Regions from separate parts of the Homo sapiens genome. Here region 1 is linked to region 2. A link is an interaction called in ENCODE POLR2A ChIA-PET data of the cell type or tissue named here. Cell type or tissue: MCF 10A. All regions are shown on one strand. Each heading gives the region's core, and the rest is flanking DNA. Links, peaks and the distances in the headings are about the cores only.

Region 1 (5,377 bases), core at 223-5,222, 79 kb after region 2:
TCAACATGTTGAAACCCTGTCTCTACTAAAAATATAAAATTAGCCAGGCGTGGTGGCACAATCCTATAATCCCAGCTACTTGGGAGGCTGACTCAGGAGAATCACTTGAACCTGGGAGGTGGAGGTTGTGGTGAGCCAAGATCGGGCCGTTGCACTCCAGCCTGGGCAACAAGAGCGAAACTGTCAAAAAAAAAAAAAAAAAAAAACATTGAGAGCTTGCTCCCTCTCTGCCGTGTGAGGTCCCCCTGGTGAGAAAGTGGTTATCTATAAACCAGGAAGGGGGCCCTTGTCAGAACCCAGCCATGCTGCACCTTGATCTTGGACTGCCAGTCTCCAGAACTGTGCAAAAATGCATTGTTTGGAAGGCGGAGGCAGGTGGATCACTTGAGGTCAGGAGTTTGAGACCAGCCTGGCCAACATGGCGAAACCCTGTCTCTACTAAAAATATGAAAATTAGCTGGGTGTGGTGGCGCATGCCTGTAATCCTAGCTACTGAGGAGGCTGAGGCATGCCCTTCTCCTCTGTCTTCTGTTTCTTCCATGAATAAATCTGTCCACAGATTTATTCACCAACAAATATTTACTGAGCCCCTACTGAGTGTTAGGCACCCACACTAGGCGCAGAGGATACAGTGGTGAAGAGGACAGACATAGTCCCTGCCCTCATGGAGCTTACAGGCTAGTGGGGGAAACCCAAAGAGTGGGTGCTAAGAATGACTAACATAGGATGCTTACAGAGAGATCAGCAAGGAGAATATTATTTGAATGACAGTGGGTCTGGGAATGCTTGACCTGAGTAAGTGGCATTTAAGCTGAAAACTGAAGTGTGGGCAGAAATGAGCCAGGTGAAGAATGAAGTGTTTTACAGAGAGAGAGAGAGAGAGAGAGAGAGAGGAAACATCATCTACAAAATCAGAGCATCCAGAGTCATAAGGAGCCTAGAGCTGTTGAGAAACAGTAAAGGCACCCTAAACAAGAGGAAGGCCACCCTGTCAAGGCTCAGCTCAAATATCCTCTCTTCTGTGGAACCTTCTCTGCCACCTCTGGGCTCTCACAGCCTTTGGTACACCCTTGCCTGATGCATACTTATGTCAACATCACTTGTTTGTGTCATCCAAATACCTGTTGGAGATCCCTTGTCTCTCAGGGGCTCATCGGGTCACTCTAGAAATGTTTGTTGAGTACCAACTATATGCCAGATTCTGTAGACACTTTGGTAAGTAGAATAAGGCTCCCACCTTCATGGGGCTTATGTTCTTGAAGCAGGGAGACAAAAAACACCTGAATGCATGAATCAACAGTTCAAGTTCAGGGGATGATAAGTGTTATGAAGAAACTGATGCAGGATCGTGTGATATAAATTGAGGCAGGGACTCGGTGTAGTGGCTCATGCCTATAATCCCAGCATTTTGGGAGGCTGAGGCAGGCAGATCACTTGAGGCCAGGAGTTTGAGACCAGCCTGGCCAACATGGCGAAACCCTATCTCTACTGAAAATAGAAAAGTTAGCCAAGCATGGTGGCACACGCCTGTAACCCCAGCTACTCGGGAGGCTGAGGCATGAGTATTGCTTGAACATGGGAGGTGGAGGTTGCAGTGAGCTGAGATCATGCCACTGTCCTCCTGCCTAGGTGACAGAGCAAGACTCTGTCTCAAAAATAAATAAATAAATAAATCGAGGCAGGTGCTAAAATTCACAGTGGTAAGGAAAGACTCGAGTGAGGAGATGATATTTGAGCTGCATAATGAGAAGGACCCCACCCTGTGAATATTGTGGTGGGGGTGAGAGAGTGGTCTAAGCAGAGCAAACAGCCAGTGCAAAGGCCCTGGGGTCAGAAAAAGATGGGTGTGTTCAGAAGATCAGAAAGACAGATCTTACAGAGTCCATGAAGGTGGGGTAAGAACTCTGGATTTTGTTCTAAATGCAATGGGAAGCTATTGGAGGATTTTATTTTATTTTATTTTATTTATTTATTTTGAGACAGAGTTTTGCTCTTGTCACCCAGGCTGGAGTGCAATGGCGCGATCTCGGCTCACTGCCTCCACCTCCCTGGTTGAAGCGATTCTCTTGCCTTAGCCTTCCAACTAGCTGAGATTACAGGTGTGCACCACCATGCCTGGCTAATTTTGTATTTTTTATAGAGACGGGGTTTCACCGTGTTGGCCAGGCTGGTCTCAAACTCCTGACCTCAGGTGATCCACCCTCCTTGGCCTCCCAAAGTGCTGGGATTACGGGCGTGAGCCACCACGCCTGGCTTTGAAGCTATTGGAGGATTTTAGAGGCACAAAATGACCTGGCCTCAAGAACTGAATACATTTAGGTGTCAAGACCTAGTTGCATTTTAAAGGCTCACTCTGGCTGCTGGTGGGGAGTCCGTAGTGTGGGAGGGGGCAGGCATAGAAGCAGGACACCATGTAGGAGGCTGCTGTAGTCTTCCTGGTGGGCGTGGGTGGCAGCTTGCAAACTGGCCTCAAATGCCCCTGATTCTCTATGGCTTGACATAGTCCAAATCCCTCCTTAAGATTTCTCAAGAGGACAGTTCCTAACCGTGTCTTCCATCTCCAGCCCCTGTGCCTGCATGCTGTTCACCACCTCACTGAAGATGAGAGGTTTCACATCACACCACACATGTCGTGGCCTCCCCTCCAGGTCCTGGCACTCCCCTTCCTGTTCTGCTCTGGGGAACAAACAAAGCCCTCTCATTTTCACACACAGAGCAGTTTCCTCCTTTTTCCTTGAAGTCTTGGCACCAGCAGCATTCATGCCCTTAGGGAATCAATTTTGTCCTCACTGAACTTGTTAAAACATCCTTCCAAACAAATACAGCACTTTCCCCAAAAGGACTGTATTTGTTTATCTGGCAAATGAAGCATTATCTGATTTGTGGCACATCAGCCTCTCCAGATAGCTGGAGAGCTCCCCGAGGGCAGGGCTGTGTATGGATAATAACAATGTCTGTGCCCCAGGTCAAGTTTTTCCAGAATCAGGCCCTGAGATGACGGTTCATCGGCAAGTGATTTATTAGGAAAGTGCTTCCAAGAGAAACTGACAAAAAGATCAGAATGGGCAGTAGCCAAGCAAGGGTGAGATTTCAGATCAAGTTCAGCCTCAGCCTGATTCTGCAGGATGCTCTGGGAGGGGGGTGGGTACCTGACACCTTAGAGTTTGTGCCACCTTGAGTCCAGGAGAAGCTGGGCTTTCCATCCCGCCTCTATGAGTCAGTGGTTAAAGACTACCCTGGCAGTGATGTAAATTCCCAGATATGAGTGGCGGAGCTTCCATAGCCCAAAGTCAGTCTTCAGAGAAAGGCAGCAGGTGTACAGAGTTGGGCACAAAGAACTCGCCAGAATAGTGCAGAGCCCACCTTATCCTCTCCAGTAAATATCCCCAGTTCCCAGAACGACTGATGCAAGGTGTGTGCTCAATGGTGTTTGTTGAATGAATCGGTGAATTTAGTGTCCAAGGCTACATACGGCCTATTATGGATTACAGTGAGTGTGAAGAGACTAGAAAGTCAGAAAACTCTTCCTGTAGAAAGCTCTTCTAAGCTTCAGGATCAGGATGCAGACAAGCAGGGCTTGGATTCCCAGGGATGATAGCTTACTGTTTCTGGGACAATACCCCTGGGACAAGACCCTGGTGGGGTCCCAGAGGTCATTGTGATGGTTAGCCATGTCCTATTCTCTGAGCATGTCCCAGTAGCAATCATGATGTTTGTGCAGTGTTTTGACATTGACAAGTTGCTTTTACATTTAATTTTCCCATGGGGCCCTTAAAACATGTTCATGTTTTTGGAGATGAGAAAACTGGGGCTCAGGGGAATGAACTCATTAAGTTTCATCTAGTGGAGGAGTAAGAATTGGGACTTGAATTTGTCCCTAAAAGTGGTTGATATTGACTAGGTTCCTAAGGATGCTTAAGATGATTATTTAATGCAGTTGCTCTTTGCTTCTTTGAGAGAGAGACTGCAAACCGTGGGCCCACATGCCAATTCCAGTTATCAGATGTGTTCTTGGTAGCACAGTAATATTTTTTCATTTCACAGATGTTTCACCATTGAATGATTTCATACGACTATCTGGATTTCTGGCTTCTCTTGAAAACTGAACATCTGGTTTCACCTTCCCTCCTGGCTGGGATTGTGGCTGCCATCCCATTTTAGATGGGTCACCCTTTCTCCGGTTTTCAACATTCCCCATCACTGCGTATAGCTGTACTGTTCAATAAGGTAACCACTAGCCATATGGGGCTATTGAGTCTTGAAATGTGGCTAGTCCAAATTGAGGTGGCTATTAGGGATAAGGGAATCTGGGAGGTATTTTTCTCCTTCTATTAGAAAATTCTTATGAGGTTCACATTGGATTTCTGTTGGACCCTAGTGGCTCATAGTCTTCACATCAAGCCAGCTTCTTGCATTTCTGCTCCCTGCCTGACCCTGTAGGCATAGGAGTTTGGAACCTCTGATGAATGGGAAGGAAGTGTGACCTGCAGTCAGGACGCCAAAGTTCAACTGCTGGCTCTGACACTTACTGTGTGACTTTGGGAGAGTTACCTCCCTCTCTGTGCTTGGTCTCTTCAATTGTACAATGAAGACTTTGGACTGAATTTCTAATTTTCTGCAATGGAAATACAATGGAAGACTTTGGACTTAATTTCCAACTTTCTACAATGGAAAGAAACTTCGCCTCCCACACACCTCTGAATTTACCCTCTTGTGGTGGAGCTCTGCTGCTGTCAGCTTTGATCTGAGCCTCCCCAGCTGGGCACCCCCTCCTCTTGCCCTGATTCTTTACACTCCAGCTGCTTCTATATCTCTGGGGAGCCCTGTCTCCATCAGGGGCCTCCCTCCTCATTCCACAGGGGGCTGCATGCTGGATCGTTCTGCTTGGCTTGCTGTTTACAAAACGAGAGGTTGACCATGTTTCCCTTTGCTTTTTCATTAATATCTGCAATTTGCCCTCATTTAATTCACATATTTTAGCTATTAGTTTCCTCACCTTCCGCAATTATTTTCATGCACCCTTGGGCTTGTAAACCATTGTTCCAAGTGGTGTGTTGCCTATTTTAAGAACTTAATTTGTTTATAATGTGCACATCAGCTGCATGATTTGTTTCTTGCTGGTAATTAACTTTTAAGCTGATGCCATTCCCCCGCCAAAAGTGAAACTCAAGGTAAAGTTGGTAAGATTAATCATGCTGGCTGCATCCAAATCTTCCGACATCTTCATCAGACTCAGCAAGTTTGGGGAAAATGATATTTTTTTCTTCTACTTCCATCTGTTACCCTGCCGATCTTGGAGCCAATCCATCCATTAGTGGGCTTGAGTGTTGGAGTTGGAATCTGAGACTTTTCAGTTTCTGTACCAAGACGAGCAAAC
Region 2 (5,377 bases), core at 295-5,294:
AACCTAGGTGAGAGTACACAGGAATGATCGGTGCTATCTTTGCAACTTTCTGATAAATCTAAAATAATTTCAAAGTTTAAAAAGTTAAAAACAAAGGAAAATCATAGCAACAACACTATCAAAGACCATAGGCCTTGAAGCCAGCCTACACTGGATTTATTTTTATTTATTTATTTTTTTGAGAGGGAGTCTCGCTCTGTTACCCAGGCTGGAGTGCAGTGGCATGATCTTGGCTCACTGTAACCTCCACCTCCTGGGTTCGAGTGGTTCTTCTGCCTTAGCTTCCTGAGTAGCTGGGATTACAGGCCTGTACCACCACACCTGGCTAATTTTCGTATATTTAGTAGAGACAGGGCTTTGCCATGTTGGCCAGGCTGGACTCAAACTCCTGACTTCAGGTGATCCACCTGCTTCGGCCTCCCAAAGTGTTGGGATTACAGGTGTGAGCCACCATGCCCGGCCTGGATTTATTTTTATTTTTTATTTTTTTCTCTGGATACCATTGATTGGAATCTCATTCTGGATTTAAATCTTGATTATTCCACAAATCTATTGGGCAATAATGAGCTGAGTGAACCTAGGGCAAGTTAATCTCACTCTTGCAACCATCAGTTTCCTCCACCAACAAATAGATGGGACAGCGACGATATGACCCACCTCACAAAGGTGTGGTGATGCATTTGTGTATAAAGCTTGCAGTAAGTATCTTCCAGTGTTCAGTAGAACCATAACCATCACATCTGCTTTTTTGGCCTCTTCTATTTGTGCTGGGCTGGGGAGAGGCGCAGGGCCCTGTGGCCAGTCTCTGTCAGGGTTTCCTGCACCTAGAGGTCAACTTGCTCTAAGAAGAGAGGTTTGATGGAAATCTGAATTCTTGTCTCTTAAAACAGAGGCAGGGCTGTGCGAGGTGCCTGTAATCCCCCCACTTTGGGAGGCCGAGGCAGGCAGATTACTTGAGTTTAGGAGTTTGAGACCAGCCTAAGTAGCATGGCGAAACCCCATTGCTACAAAAAATTAAAAAATTAGCTGGGCATGGTGGTGCGTGCCTATAGTCCCAGCTACTTTGGAGGCTGGGGTAGGAGGATCGCTTGAGCCCAGGAGGTCGAGGCTGCAGTGAGAGCTGTGATTGTACCACTGCACTCCAGCCTGAGTGACAGAGTGAGACCCTGTTTCAAAAAAAAAAGAAAAGAGAAAAAGAAAAAAAGAAACCAGAGGAGGCGGTTCAGGCCAAGAAAATGGTGCCTTTTCTCCTGTTATTCTTCTTTCCGTACCCAGACAAAAATTACTCACCGTCAAGCACGTTTATCTGTGTTTATCGTATTCTTCAGTCTCTGTGAACTTGAACGGCTGTGTTTTTGGAAGGAGAAGGCCAGCACTCTGACTGCTGTCTGTCTTCAGCTGACTCTGCAGTCAGGCTGCTCCTGGCCCCAGCGGAGAGAAGCAGCCAGCATGATGGGCTCCATTTGATTCAATCTATTTTATGCAGCCATGGGGAAAGGATGACCTGAGAAGACAGTATAGAAAAGAGAATCAGGAAGCAAGAGTTGGGATTTGTCTCCAGGTTTGGAAATTCTTTTGTCTCAATCACCAGTATGCTAAAAGGTCCTTTGGGTATCTTTGAGGATGAAATGGAAAGATAACTTCAGAGTCAGGAAGTTTAGAACTCTGTTCTAAAGAGTTAAGAGGTCAGCAGGGCGCGGTGGCTCATGTCTGTAATCCCAGCACTTTGGGAGGCTGACGTGGGTGGATCACCTGCGGTCAGGAGTTGGAGACCAGCTTGACCAATATGGTGAAACCCTGTATCTACTACAGACACAAAAATGAGCTAGGTGTGGTGGTGGGTGCCTGCAGTCCCAGCTACTCAGGAGGCTGAGAGAGAAGAATTGCGTGAACCCAGGAGGGAGGCAGAGGTTGCAGTGAGCTGAGATCGTGCCACTGCCCTCCAGCCTGGCGACAGAGACTCTGTCTCAAAAAAAAAAAAAAAAAGAAAAAAGAAAAAAGAAAAAAGAATTAAAAGGTCTTGGGAAAGTTAGCAGCCTTTTCTGGACCTAGGGGGAGGTGATAATGAAAAATATTCATTAAATCATCTGTAAATGACTCATGTCACTGAATGAGCTAGATTACTCTATGAGGTAGACATTACACCAATAATCAAGCAACAACACCAATGGCAAGATTAATGACACCAGCAGCTATGTATGTTTTAAGTGTTACTATTGTTAGAGCGCGAAAAGAAGAAGGAATGGATGGAGGTGGCTCTACAGCAACACAGATCAAAGCCCTGCAGAGGGGGACACCAGCTAGTGCCGGAACCCACTCCCGCTTACAGACTTGGGTAATTACAGGTCAGGACGGGACAGGTCTTTGCTTGCTGCAAAAAGGGACAGGCAATGTGGCTAGCTGCTAAGGAGGGAATTTCCTGGGTTCAGGCGGTTAGGCCTGAACTTGTCTGGTAGGGTGTTTCTCACAGCCGAGACCCACTGGAATTTTCCACTCTGACTAGGGTTGCGAAATGGCAGGGGTTTACAACATGGTGCAGCTTGGAATAACAACTATGTGCTGGGCAGTAGAAATGAAAAGTGCCTAGACACATCCCTTGGCTGCTCGAAATCTAGAGGGGAAGAGACACAGACAAGTTGTGGTCTAATAAAAAAAAAATTGGTTTTTGGCCAGGCATGGTGGCTTATGCCTATAATCCCAGCACTTTGGGAGACTGAGGTGGGAGGATCACCTGAAGTCAGGAGTTCGAGACCAGCCTGGCCAACATGGCGAAACCCCGTCTCTACTAACAACACAAACATTAGCTGGGTGTGGTGGTGCGCGCCTGTAATTCCAGCTACTTTGGGAGGCTGGGGCAGGAGAATCACTTGAACCCGGGTGGTGGAGGTTGCAGTGAGCTGAGATTGTGCCATTGCACTCCAGCGTGGGTGACAAGAAACTCCATCTTGAAAAAAAAAGAAATATTTGGTTTTTGTCCCCAGTTCCTGGTACTGAGCTCCTAAAACGCTTAGAGTTTTCTGAGTGATGGGAGTGCCTTTTTTTTTTTTTTTTTTTTTTTTGAGACAGGGTCTCACTCTGTTGCCCAGGTTGCAGTGCACTGGTGTGATTTCAGTTCACTGCAAACTCTGCCTACCAAGCCCAAGCTGGTCTTGAACTCCTGGACTCAAGCAATCTTCCTGCCTTGGCCTCCCAAAGGGTTGGGATTATAGGTATGAGCCACTGTGCTTGGCCTGGAGTGTCTTTTGTTATCCATAAGGAGCCCTTTTCCATCACACCTGAGTTCATGCCAATAAGGTGACTTAGAGTAGTTCCCCTATATAGCTTCAGGATGGGGTTGGTCATCAGAAGACCAAGGAAGGCCAACTGCAGGGGCTTACACCTGTGATCCCAGTACTTTGGGTGGCTCAGGTGGGAGGATTACTTGGGTCCAGAAGTTCCAAACCAGCGTGGGCAACATAGGGAGACCGTATCTCTACAGAAACTAAAAAATTAGCTAGGCATGGTGATGCACATCCGTAGTCCCGGATACTCAAGAGGCTGAGGAGGGAGGATCATTTAAGCCCAATAGTTCAAGGCTGCAGTGAGCTGTAATTGTGCCATTGCATTCCAGCCTGGGCAACTGAACAAGACTTTGACTCAAAAAGAAGAAGAAGAAAAAAAAAGACCAAGTGGTTGGAGTGTTGAAATTTTTTTTTTTTTTTTTTAGATAAGAGTCTCGCTCTGTCGCCCAGGCTGGAGTGCAGTGGCACGATCTCGGCTCACCGCAAGCTCTGCCTCCCGGGTTCACGCCATTCTCCTGCCTCAGCCTCCCAAGTAGCTGGGACTACAGGCGCCCACCACCACGCCCGGCTAATTTTTTTTTGTATTTTTAGTAGAGACGGGGTTTCACCGTGTTAGCTAGGATGGTCTCGATCTCCTGACCTCGTGATCCTCCCGCCTTTTAACAACAGACATTGAGCTTGAGAAAAACTCTTGAACAATGAGGTCTGGGAAGCTTCTAGATGGGTGAACACACTGAAGTGCTGGGAGGCTGATGAGCCCAGGGAGTGCAAGAAAGCTTCATGCACGCGCCCCCATCACCCAATACCTGTCCCATGCATCTCTTCTAGCTGGCCATTCCTGAGTTATGTCCTTTTTTTTTTTTTTTTGAAACGGAGTCTTGCTCTGTCACCCAGGCTGGAGTACAGTGGCGCGACCTCGGCTCATTGCAACCTCCGCCTCCTGGGTTCAAGCGATTCTCCTACCTCATCCTCCAAAGTAGCTGAGATTACAGGTGCTCGCCACCATGCCTGGCTAATCTTTTTTTGTATTTTAGTAGGGACAGTATTTCACTGTCTGGCTGGTCTCAAAGTCCTGACCTCAAATGACCCGCCTATGTTTTTTTGTTTGTTTGTTTGAGACTGGGTCTCATTTTGTCTCACAGGCTGGAGTGCAGTGGCCTGATTACAGCTCACAGTAGCCTTGACCTCCTGGGCTCAAGTGATCCTCCTACCTCACCCTACCAAGTAGCTGAAACTATAGGCAGGCACCCACACGCCGGGCTAATTTTTGTGTTTTTTGTAGTGATGGGGTTTCCCTAGATTGCCCAGGCTGGTCTCAGACTCCTGAACTGAAGCCACCTGCCCACCTCAGCCTCCCAAAGTGCTAGGATGACAGGCCTGCTTACATATTTTCAATACATACAACAACAGTACAGGCAACTTTTATACTACAAGGGCAGAGTTGAATAGCTGTCACGTAGACTGTGTGGTTCATAAAGGCGAAATATTTACTGTCTGGCCCTTTATAGAAAAAGTTTGCCAACCCTTGACCTTATTACATTGTTGATGATGATGAAGTCATAAACAAATATGAAATAAAACATTTTTTAATAAAAAAATAAAAGCACCGTGTCTCCACAAAAAAATACAAAAATTAGCTGGGTGCAGTGGCACATGACTGCATTCTCAGCCACTTGAGAGGGTGAGGTGGGAGGATTGACTGAGCCCAAGAGGGCAAGGCTGTAGTGAGCCATGACTGTGCCACTGCACTTCAGCCTGGGTGACAGAGTAACACCCTGCCTCAAAAATAAATAAATAAATCAATAAAATAAATAAAACTGGCCAAGAACGGGGGCTCACACCCATAATCTCAGCACTTTGAGAGGCTGCAGTGGGAGGGTTGCCTGAATCCAGGAGGTTGAGACCAGCCTGGGCAACGAAGCTAGATCCTGTTTCTACAAAAAACGTAAAAAAAATTGCTGGGCATCACGGTGCACGCCTGTGGTCCCGGCCACTCGAGAGGCTAAGGCTGGAGGATTGCTTGAGCTCAAGAGTTCCAGACAAGCTAGGGCAACACAGCAAGACCCCGTCTATAAAAAATAATAATTTAGGTCGGG

Evidence for each region. ChIA-PET counts read pairs that join two places held together with the same protein. Peaks named below come from ENCODE experiments on the same cell type or tissue, not always from the same donor. Only the 100,000 strongest peaks of a DNase experiment are listed, where the experiment ranks them.
Region 1: POLR2A ChIA-PET joins it to region 2 with 8 read pairs; 3 of 35 experiments call an interaction of 5 or more read pairs at or near these places.

Annotation. Positions count from the first base shown.
Region 1 is chr16:10,226,259-10,231,635 of GRCh38, reverse strand. It overlaps LOC105371078 (a long non-coding RNA gene), which reads left to right. Exons shown (of 3, transcript XR_001752077.1): 2 at 4,045-4,227. Among named protein-coding and RNA genes, the nearest start is that of GRIN2A, 47 kb to the right of the region's middle. RefSeq lists an enhancer at 4,617-5,377. In MCF 10A, for the core only: no CTCF peak of the experiment used is centred there; no DNase peak of the experiment used is centred there.
Region 2 is chr16:10,305,763-10,311,139 of GRCh38, reverse strand. No RefSeq gene overlaps it. Among named protein-coding and RNA genes, the nearest start is that of ATF7IP2, 78 kb to the left of the region's middle. In MCF 10A, for the core only: no CTCF peak of the experiment used is centred there; a DNase peak (open chromatin) is centred at 2,469.